Regions from separate parts of the Mus musculus genome. Here region 1 is linked to region 2. A link is a loop called in an ENCODE intact Hi-C map of the cell type or tissue named here. Cell type or tissue: heart. All regions are shown on one strand. Links, peaks and the distances in the headings refer to the core of each region. The heading gives the core; the rest is flanking DNA. Region 1 holds the start of Vrk2 (vaccinia related kinase 2). Region 2 holds the start of Fancl (Fanconi anemia, complementation group L).

The links. Hi-C counts contacts between places; a loop is a spot of excess contacts. Peaks named below come from ENCODE experiments on the same cell type or tissue, not always from the same donor. Only the 100,000 strongest peaks of a DNase experiment are listed, where the experiment ranks them.
Region 1: a loop joins it to region 2, with 3 times the contacts of the local background. A loop is called at or near these places in 11 of 42 quality-filtered maps.

The regions. Positions count from the first base shown.
Region 1 is chr11:26,590,852-26,596,235 of GRCm38, forward strand. It overlaps Vrk2 (vaccinia related kinase 2), which reads right to left and starts at 3,069. Exons shown (of 13, transcript NM_027260.3): 1 at 2,739-3,069; 2 at 736-876. The coding sequence starts at 871. In heart, for the core only: a CTCF peak has its summit at 2,898; a DNase peak (open chromatin) is centred at 2,850; H3K4me3 peaks cover 1,789 bases; H3K27ac peaks cover 1,242 bases.
Region 2 is chr11:26,384,682-26,390,037 of GRCm38, forward strand. It overlaps Fancl (Fanconi anemia, complementation group L), which reads left to right and starts at 2,403. Exons shown (of 14, transcript NM_025923.3): 1 at 2,403-2,629. The coding sequence starts at 2,534. It also overlaps the pseudogene Gm18324. In heart, for the core only: a CTCF peak has its summit at 2,820; a DNase peak (open chromatin) is centred at 2,760; H3K4me3 peaks cover 1,489 bases; H3K27ac peaks cover 924 bases.

The sequences.
Region 1 (5,384 bases), core at 86-5,085, 210 kb after region 2:
CCTACCTATCATAAAGCACAGAGGGTAATCTGAATATCCACTTTGTCATTTTCCCAGGGAGAGCATAGCCAGTAAACTGCAGTCACACGAGAGAAGTTTGTTCACACCACATAAAAGATGCTTTCAGTCATTAACCTTAAGTCTAGGTAGAACCCTAGCGTTGCCTAGATAATAATTATTAGGAGTCAAAACGTAGAGAACAGAGCTACAGCACAGCAGGTAAAGGTGCTTTCTCCAGAAGTATGCCCACCTACCTGAGTTGGCATCCTAGAAACCACATAAAGGTGGGAGGATTGTCCCCTGACCACCACAGCTGCCCTGTGACATGTCCGACAGATATCATACATATAATATAGCAAATATTTTTTAAAAAGGATCACAAAATATTTATATTTATACAGCTGTTGTTTATAACATATAAAAATAAGTGGTTTCAGGAAAACAAGTTCTCAAAAAGAAAATTTGAATTCTGTCTGGCAGATTGTGCAATTATGCTCTGAAAAGACTTCTAAAACTTACTGGGGGAAAAAGAAGACAAACAGGGAACATGTTATGTCAGTTATGGTTTGAACCTAATGTTTAGTTAATGTACTAAACATTAACTATCTTCAAATTACTTTTTTAAAAAAAGAATCTATGAATTCTGTTATTTCAGTTAGCTCTTAAAATACCATTGTTACCATAGTTACAAAGATCACAGACGTAATTAGACTTGGCAATTTAGTCATACTTTACCTAAGTATATCAGTCCAAACCCTCCAGAGCCGATCATCTTGCCCAGTGCCCACCGGTTTCCTTCCATATCATCCAGAATTTTGCCTTCTGGGAGTGGAACCGGAAGCTTATATTTCTCTTTTCTTCTTGGTGCCATCACATCTATTGGCAGATGGATGAGATAAATAGTTAAAACTCTAGCATTGAAACTCATTTCTCCTAATGTCTTTCCCAGAATTAAGATTAGGATCCTGAAGTCAATTCCAACTGGATAAGCCATCCACAACATTCAAGTTAGAAATTCAGATACTTTGAAACCTAAGAGATACTGACATGTGTATGTATGTATGTATGTATATATATATGTAATAATATATACATAATATATGCAATACTCTTGTAGAGGATGATCTGGGTTCAGTTCCCAGTGCCCACATGGCAGCTTATAACTCTCTGTAACTCGAGCTCTGGGGCCTGATATATTTGACCTCTTCAACTGGCACCTGTATACACACACACAAAATTAAAAATTAAAAATAAATTTCTTAAAAATTAAAAATATCTACTGTGTTTCATTTAAATCAATACTTCAAAATTTCATGTAGGAGTTTATTAATATTTAGCAACACTATAGAATGTAATTAATTATCATTGTATAGAAATTAGCAAATGAGTAACGCGATTAATATATAATTAATAAATATTAGAAAAAATGCTTGAAATTAGATGTGAAAGTAACCATGGTCTTCTTAGTATTTCTAGACTAAAACAAAAACAAAAACAAATAAACAAAACCATGGTAAAGCAACTTTGGAATTACTTCATATAGTTTACAATCCACCTGAAAGGGGAGTCAGGGCAGGAACTCAAAGCAGCAATTGCAGGCAGGTACTGAAGCCACCATGGCAGACCCCCCTGCTCAATAGCTTGTCCTGCTCCGAACTGGATCAACCAGCTTGGCTTTCTTAAACAAACCAGGCCCAAGGGTGGCACTGCTGGCCTGGGCCCTCCCCCATCTATCACTCCAACAGATCCGCATCTGCCCCTGAGTAAATCTAATGGAGGTATTTTGCCACTTGAATTAAATTTCTGTGGCCTTCTTCTGGAATGTGGGATTCCTGTTATCTGTAGAGCTGTAATCTCTAAGGCAAAGCTGTTCTCACATTGATGGGAGTGGGTAAGAGGGAGGGTCAGAAAACCAGAGAGCCTGAACTAGTCAGTGTCCTGATAGGACAGGTTAGCTTGTCATGGAAATCCTTGCTCGTGGAAGTCATTCGCAGGTGTTTTGCTTGGTGGTGGTAAGACACTACCAAAGGTCAGATGCGACCTTTGAATTTAAAGCTGTACCCTTCCCCAGCCACTAACAGCCTCACATTAATCTCAACATTCAACATTTGTCCCTCTTCCCAGATGGCCCTGCATGGAGACAAGTTGATAACAACAGCAAAATCTAACCAGGACAAATGCTTTCGTGAAAATTATTCAAAAATACTGACAGGGTACAAAACGTTTCTCTTAAGCTACCCATCTATGCTTAAGTAGTTTTCCCTCCTTCGCTTACTGAACCCAGTGCCTCCGAGGCGGCTGAAACTCCACTCCAGTGGGCTGAACAGAGCCCGGAGGAGAGCGGGAAATCTAAACCAGGAACAACTGGGCCACCGAATTGAAGGAGGTTGTGATTCACCGGGTTCCCTCAACAGGGCGGTATGTTGGACACACGCGCCAAAGTTGCTGGCTAAAGTTGGCAAGTCTTCCTAGAACAACTTCTAAGCGGGGCAGCTAAAAGTTTGGGGACTCGGTGCTTCCGGGGTGACGCTCGCCCGGTTCAAACGCTCCCTCCCGGCCTTGAGCGGCGACCCCGTCCCGGGGATGGCAGTCCGGAGCTGTGCAGAAGCGCCGGCCGGTTTCCGGGATGAGTCGGTACCGGGTGCGGGGGCTGAAGCTGGGCCTGCAGCGGGCCGGGACAACGCCGCGGCCGCCCGCCGGGCACTGAGCGTCGGAGCCGGGGTGGAGGGAAGACTGACCTGCCGCCGGAGTCCCCACAGCGCTGGTCTCCTAAGGCCTCGCAGCCAGGTGGGCCTCTCCGGGCTCCTCCCAGGGGCCGGGCGAGCCTGTGGGCCGCCTCCCGGCAGCCAGCCCTGGGAGCCCCAGAGTCTGGCGGAGGCCGCCCAGTGGCAGAGGCCGCCCAGTGGCAGAGGCTGCAGCGGTGGAGGGGCGGTACCGAGAGAGAGGGTTAGAGTTTCCAAGCACCGGACCCTGCCAAGGCCTGTCTGAAGAGCCTGCAGATTAACCTGGGGGTAGTAAACTGGGCCAGCGCTTACAGAAGAACTGAACCCTTCCTGTACCAGTTCTGAGTACCAACCCCTTTCAAATTGCTCAGATCCTTACCAACAGCTCGCCCAGCCTCTAGGCATACCCAGACAGCCTTGTAACTGGGAGGGCCTGTATCTATCTGGGTGTGTCACTTGCAAGTGACTGCCCTAGGCCTAGTTCTGTCATTTAATACTTGGATAATGTTTAAAACGAAAGTTACTACATTTCTACGTTCCCATCTGTAAAATGGAAAACATAAGTTATTGAGTTTTAAGGTTACTATGACAGCTGAGAGAAATATGTTAAGTATATAGAAATTCTTTAAGGATACACAACTTACATTTTAGAGCAAACAAACAAATCTTTATAAAAAAGACTGTTCAAACAGCACTTTAGTTTCTTACCTAAAAACACTCAATAATTGTCCAGATGCAAATACTGAAAGAAAAACAGCCATTTTCTCTGCGAAGGCTAAAGTTATGTTTTAAGTTTTAGTTACTATACTTTAAGAGACCTATAAAACAGCCTGTCAGTGGTGGCACAAGCCTTTAATCCCAGCACTTGGGAGGCAGAGGCAGGTGGATTTCTGAGTTCGAGGCCAGCCTGAGTTCCAGGACAGCCAGGCTACACAGAGAAACCCTGTCTCGAAAAAAAAAAAAAAAAAAAAAAAAAAAAAAAGGAGAGAGAGACCTATAAAACAAACAAACAAACAAACAAACAAATCTCTAATTTGTAAGTCCCACTTGCTCAAGGTAACTTCTAGGAATGCTGGAGGCTGTTGTTCAAGAAAGATAACAAGCTTGCCCAAACTGCACAAGATCTGCTTAGTCACATGTAGGTGGGAAGTAAATGGGCAGGAAGAATGTTTGCCCTTGATTCCACAAAGGCAGAAAGTGCATACCCTTGTGGGATTTGCCTTCATAAGCCCCTGACAAATGCAATATGGTGCCATACTCTGGAATTCCTGGTGTAGACTTGGCCTGTGTCCATCATTCCTGGCCAGTATTTAATAAAGCTTGATTCAAGAGTGACTCAAATATCATGGTAGTAGCTTTATTCTTGCCTGATGGTATTAATTCTATTTGCTAAATTTGGTGTAATAAGGAAATAGGATTTTACCAAACTCCAAAAATGGTAAACAGCATGAGACTATTTCTTAAAAGAACGGCATGATTTGGGTATAAAAACATTTTTAAAATGAATTTTGTAGACAGGGGTGTAGCTTTATCGGTAGTGTCCCTCTGACCTGTAGGAAGCCCTCAATAAAATCCCCAGCATCACAGTCAGCTATTGAATGGATCCCAGGGTCCCCAATGGAGGAGCTAGAGAAAGCACCCAAGGAGCTAAAGGGAACTGCAACCCTATAGGTGGAACAACATTATGAACTAACCAGTACCCCGGAGCTCTTGTCTCTAGCTGCATATGTATCAAAAGATGGCCTAGTTGGCCATCACTGGAAAGAGAGGCCCATTGGACTTGCAAACTTTATATGCCCCAGTACAGGGGAATGCCAGGGCCAAAAAGGGGGAGTGGGTGGGTAGGGGAGTGGGGGGTGGGTATGGGGGACTTTTGGGATAGCATTGGAAATGTAAATGAGGAAAATACCTAATAAAAAATTTTTAAAAAATCCCCAGCATATAAAACAGCTCCATAGCACAGGCCTATGACCCAAAAACTTTTGAGGTGGAACACAAGGAAAGAGCTGAAGGTTATGGTCATCTTTCCTACATAGGAAGTTACTGTGTACAGAGAGTAAGGTGGATATGACAGGAACAGAGACAAGTGAGTCACTGAAGCTCATTGACCTACCACCCTTGATTTAGAGATGATACTCAGGTTCAGTGAGAGATCCTGTCTCAAATACACACACACACACACACACACACACACACACAGAGAGAGAGAGAGAGAGAGAGAGAGAGAGAGAGAGAACTAGAAAGATATCCAGTGTTGGAAAGGATGCAGAGGAAATGGAGTTTCATTCTACTGCTTATCCAGACAATTTGTCAGGCTCTGACTTAGCATATCCCATCTTGTCCATAGGAAACATATTCTAAGATTCCCAGGGAATATCTGAAACTCTAGATAGAACCAAACCTTACATATTCTGTAATACGTTTCTTTTTTAAGGTAAGGTCATCCTTGAGGCAAAATAACTTTTATTTTATCTGTAAAGAATTTTACTTATAAATTAGACATAGTCAGGTGTTAACCATAACTAATAATAGGTCAGTAATAAAGATAAATTACAAGGGATTTTATCATATGTGAATATGAATACATTAGTACATTTCTCTTGCTGTGATAAAAAAAATGTCCACGCCAACCTAAGGAAGAGAGAGTATATTTTTGGTTTA
Region 2 (5,356 bases), core at 357-5,356:
TACAAGTGCTAGGTCTATGGGACTCTTTTACCCACATATGTCTTGGATTTGATGACCTTTATTGAGCTCCCTGAGAGAAGAAATTTCAATGGTGAAGAATTACTTTTGTGAATGTAAGAAAGAATCATCTGTAAGCTGGAGCTTACAGGTCTCCTAATATCCTGTTTAAGTTCAATGTCTCTTAGGTATATTCACTATAAAAATAATCACTTATGTTGACGAGCACTCAAGTGTCCCATTATTCCATGGTAAGGAGACAGATGCTAAGTCAATGTACATTGTGCTAAAAATAAATAAAACTATAGCACATCTCTTGAGAGAATATAAAGAAAACTTTGATGTTCCCAGTACACAGCAAAACAAACAAACAAACAAACAAACAAACAAACAAACAAACCAAACACAAGACTCTATCTAACCCAAAGAACAGTAGCTGCTAGATCAAGTACCACAGTAGCATCTTTTTTTCAATAAGTTAAACAGTAAAAAAGCCTTTAAAACGTTGTACAAGTTTCCCATGGGTAAAGTTGTTTTCTTTTGCATTTCATTTCTATTTAGCATGAGCTGAGAAAAAAATTCTATTTCAGACACTTTAGGAGGACATGAGGAATTAATGCTGGGTTAAAATGATACATGATGAAAATCCAGAAAAATAAAAGAGTACATAAATTTTCAGACAAATTAACAAAAGCATAAAATTTGTTTAGTACAATTTCTATGGCATATAAAACTAACAAACTGAGATTCAATGCAACATAGAAACCTTTTTTTTTTTTTTTTTTTTTTTTTAATAAGACAGTATGACTATACTAAGGAGGTATGATCTAATAGTTACAAACTGGGGCAATTTTAGCAATTCATATGTAGCTTCTTTTCCCTGTCCTTGCCTCTTCAGAGTCAGGGAGAGTTGTTTATTCCAGGCATAAAGAAGGCAATCTGAAGTGAGTATTTCAGGAGCTGCTGTGGGGGGCCAGAGGTGATTGGATTGATCTAGGTTTTGTTGTTTATTCAAATGCCAAGGTTGTATGCCCCGAATCCCTCAGTGGTAAACTTTTGTTTCCTTAATTGTATGGTAAAAAAAAGTGTCCTAGCTCACTTACCAATCCCTTTGCTTGAAAACCCACCAATCCCTGAGATAGCCTAAAACTCAAACTTGGAGTCCCACCAATCCCCACCCTGAAAAACTCCCAAAGAATCCCTGTGTAAAGCCTGTTTCTAGCTTAGTTCTTTGCTGCTTTTTCCCCAAGCAGATGCAGCCATCCTCCTGTATTTTTTCTAATAATCTTCTTGTGTGAGGTCTGTTGTATTGTGGGATTGTGTAATATTCTTTGGCTCCAGACTGCCAGGATACCTTTCTCCTCAGAGTTGCAACACTTGCATTGGGGAAACCTTTCTCCTCAGAGCTGTAACACTTGTATAAAGTTGTGTACCTTTTTTTTTTTTTTTTTTTTTTAGTGCTGACAACACTGCAATCTGAGTCACATTTTGAGAAAGTCTTATCATACTGGTTCTCCAAAAACACTTAAATTGTGATTCATAACAGTAGCAAAATTACGGTTACAAAGAAGCAACAACATAATTTTATGGTTGGGGGGGGTCACTAAGAAGGTTGCGAACCACAGTCTTAGTGTAACAAGTACAACATTCTTGTGTTCTTCAAGCATTCAGAATATTGTGACAAATTCTGCCAATCTATTAATCTTTTAAAATCCAATCTTCAATGAGGGCAATAAGAATAGGAAGAATATCTTATTCATCTTTGCACAATCTTACTTACTAACATATTACAGTGATCTTAAAAATAGTAGAATCAAAAGTGACTTATTCTAATGCCAAATTATCATATGGTAACTATTAACAAGTTTCTTACACAATCAACACCCCCTCCCCCCACGTTTTCTTAAATCTATATTTAGAAATGAGTGAATGAGTAACCATTTCTAAGTTACCAGAATGTATAGGAAATTTTGTCAGTCTACCACCTCAAGAATAAATTGAATCTCTCACAATTTCTATGGGCTTCCTTTAAATATATCTAATTAAAAACAGTACAACACTGAATCAGCATACAATATACATGATGTATTGAATGTACAATTTATTTACATATGCATTTGGTTGAAGGGTATACTGGGAGTATACAGGAGATCTAGTCCAGAGCAAACGCAAGAACAGGAGAGGTGATGGGGCAGGTTCAGGGTAAAAACAGTATGCTATGGGCACACTGTAAATGCCCTGTCAAAGTAGGAAAGTCAGCTTTGGAGTTGCATCAGTCTTCAATGAAATCAACAAGAGGATTTTGCTAGTTTTATTTTTTGACAGTCAAGGTCAGAATAATCCTGAACCGTCAGGCCTGTGGACTTGTGAGTGATCTTCCTTTCTCCTGCTTTCTCCTGCTACTAAGCAGACCAGTTGGCCCAGTTCATTGTCCAGGTCAGGGCAGCGTACCCACCAGTTAGTTTTTCCCGCCGAAGCGGGTTTCCGCCCCGTCCCTTTGCAGACTGCGCATGTGCGGCGGCCATTCCTGTGCGCCATGGACGAAGCAGAAGCAAGCCTGTTGCGCCATTTCCCGCTGCTACTTCCTCAGAACCGGGAGAAAACTGTGTATGAGGGATTCATTTCGGCTCAGGTACCCTGAGGGGTCGTTCTGTCGCGCGAGAGCCTGTCACTCGTGGCAAAGCCTGACCGCGGCGTCTCCGGCTGCCTGGCTGGGAGAGTGTAGCAGAGCCTGGAGAAGTAGCGCCGATACTCTGCGCATGCGCGGTCGCTAGGTGGCGACGCCGCGCGACACAGGGTGGGCGGGGCGGCTCGCCGGTGCCTGGCTGGTGGTGGAAGAGGGAGGTGCAGTTCTGTAGGTCTTAACCAGAGTTCATCACGGCGGTGTGTTACTACACTTACGATTTTGATTTATAGAGCACTCAGGGTCCACTATTAAGCCGAACCTACACAAACAGAAAAATCCAAACCCCATTATTTTATAGTTGAAATCAGATCCTGGGAAATCTAGAGAGACTACCTTGACTATGATGGTGTCAGTTACCTCTGAAACTCTTACTGTTTAGAAAATCTCACCCCAGCGGGCCCCCCCCCCCCCCCCCCCATGGTACAACAAATTACCTTAATTTAAGATTTTGACTATGGACTTTTCCTCTGAATATTAAACTCAGCTACGTGTAACTTGCCCTTTAATGACAGGAGTCATTAATTTCCACGTGTGTTGAAGCAACAACCTCTAGAATGCTGAGCAGATACCAGATTTTCTAAATAGTAACACTTGTCCCTAAACATTCCTGGGAGTTAAGAAAATTCTCTGTGATAAATATACACACAGGAAGCATGGACTTCCTTAGGGATTTTCAAACCATGTGAACCTTTAAAGAATGGCTAAAATTTATTATAGATGGAAATGAGTTAGCCACCTTTTGCTTAACTGTTGAAATATCCAGTTAAAATGTTTTTCACATTTACAGAAACATTCAGAAACGTGAGAGAGAGAGAGAGAGAGAGAGAGAGAGAGAGAGAGAGAGAGAATGAATTTGTGCGCATGCATGTGCACATCTGTTCTGGGAATTGAACCTGCAGCCATTCACATGCCAGGCAAGTGTTGCACAGGACAGGCAGAAACAAGTGTTTCACATCACTTGTCTGTATCTCCAATAGCACTTTAGAAAACAATTATAGCCATAAGATTAGACCGGAAATACGTTAGCCTTCGATGTAGGTAATTTCTAATTTTTTATTCCTTAAGCATGCCTTTGAGTCTTAAGCACTGTCTAAAAGCTATCCAGCACAACTGATTTTATCCTGAGTGTGATTGTGGTTGGTCCTGTGCACACACTTACCTTACCCTTTGAGATTAAATCATAGATACGTTTCTTGCTGTTTTATCTCTAAATAATTTAGCACTCATTTCATAAAACAAGGGTCCACTCAAACCTAACCTCAGTACAGTTACTACAACTGCTATGCGGTGTAAAATTTCATGGAGTATTTAATTATCTTATCTCTTCTTTTGGAGCAGTTCTTAGTCTGTGTTTTTATTAACTTGAATTTTATTTTTAAGAGTTAAGCTTATTAGGTTTGATATTTTCTCACCATTGAATTCTGGGAATGTGTTTGGGCAGGGGCATCCCAGAAACTGTCCTGTGTTCCCTTCAAGGCACATGAAGTCAACTACTCCCAGTGTTGATATTAATAATGCCAGTTACTAGGTTAGTGTGGCTTCTGCCAGATCTTCTTTTGAAATTAACGAGTACTTTTCGGTGAGGTTCTTTGGGCCATTACACATTCACTTATATACTGCATATTCATTCATTCATTCATTCATTCATTCATTTTAGTTCCATTTTTCCCATTTATTTATTTATTTATTTATTTCTTCACTTACTTTACATCCTGATTACTCTCCCCATCCCCCCCATAGCCCCCCCCCCTCCTCTTCTCCTCTGAGGAGGGGAGCTGCTCCCTTCTGCCCAGGAACCAGCCCACCCGGCACCTACCTGAAGCCATTGCAGGACTAGACACATTGTCTCCCACTGACATCAGACAAGGCAACTCAGTTAAGGGAACAGGATCCACAGGCTGGCAGCAGAGTCAGGGGCAGGACTCTTTCCAGTTGTTGAGGGACTCATGTGAAGACCAAGCTGCACTTTTCTTAAACATGTGTGTATGGAGGCCTAGATCCAGCCCATGTATGCCCTTTGGTTGGTGGTTCAGTCTCTTGGAGCCCCCCAAGGGTCCAGGTTGGTTGAACCTTTTGGTTTTCTTGTGGAGACCTGAGTCTCTGTACCTCCAAGTCCCACAATCCTTCCTCCAACTCTTTCACAAGACTCCCAAGTTCCATCTGATATTTGGCTGTGGGTCTCTGCATTGGTTTTGTATATTTCAGATTTTCAATACTAGATTCTTGGCTTAAATAGCTAAATAGTAATTATTGGTGTCAAATCTCTCAAGGCTTTTCTAACACTATCATACCTATCTGTGAATTGGTGCTTTGTTATACGGAACAGTTTTCCCATCTTACTTCTTTTTGATGTGTGATTGTATGTGTTGCTTCCTTTATTTTGCTTGCACACTTTCTGTTTCTATGCTTCTGAGGTGTTGCACTTCCCTCATCATGCTGCTTTAAGAGGATCTGGTAGATGCTTCGGTATTGTGTCTCATCACTGGATTTTGGAGCTTATATAATTTCTACATGAAGTTCTTTATTCTAACTTTTGTTTTTACTCTTTGGTAGAACTTATAGTTTAGTTGCACCACAATTACCATTGTTTATAAACATCACCTTTGGTACCTTGACAATCAGTTTTTACATGAAGGAATCATTTGTGAGCAGAGGAAAAGTATGTTTTCTATT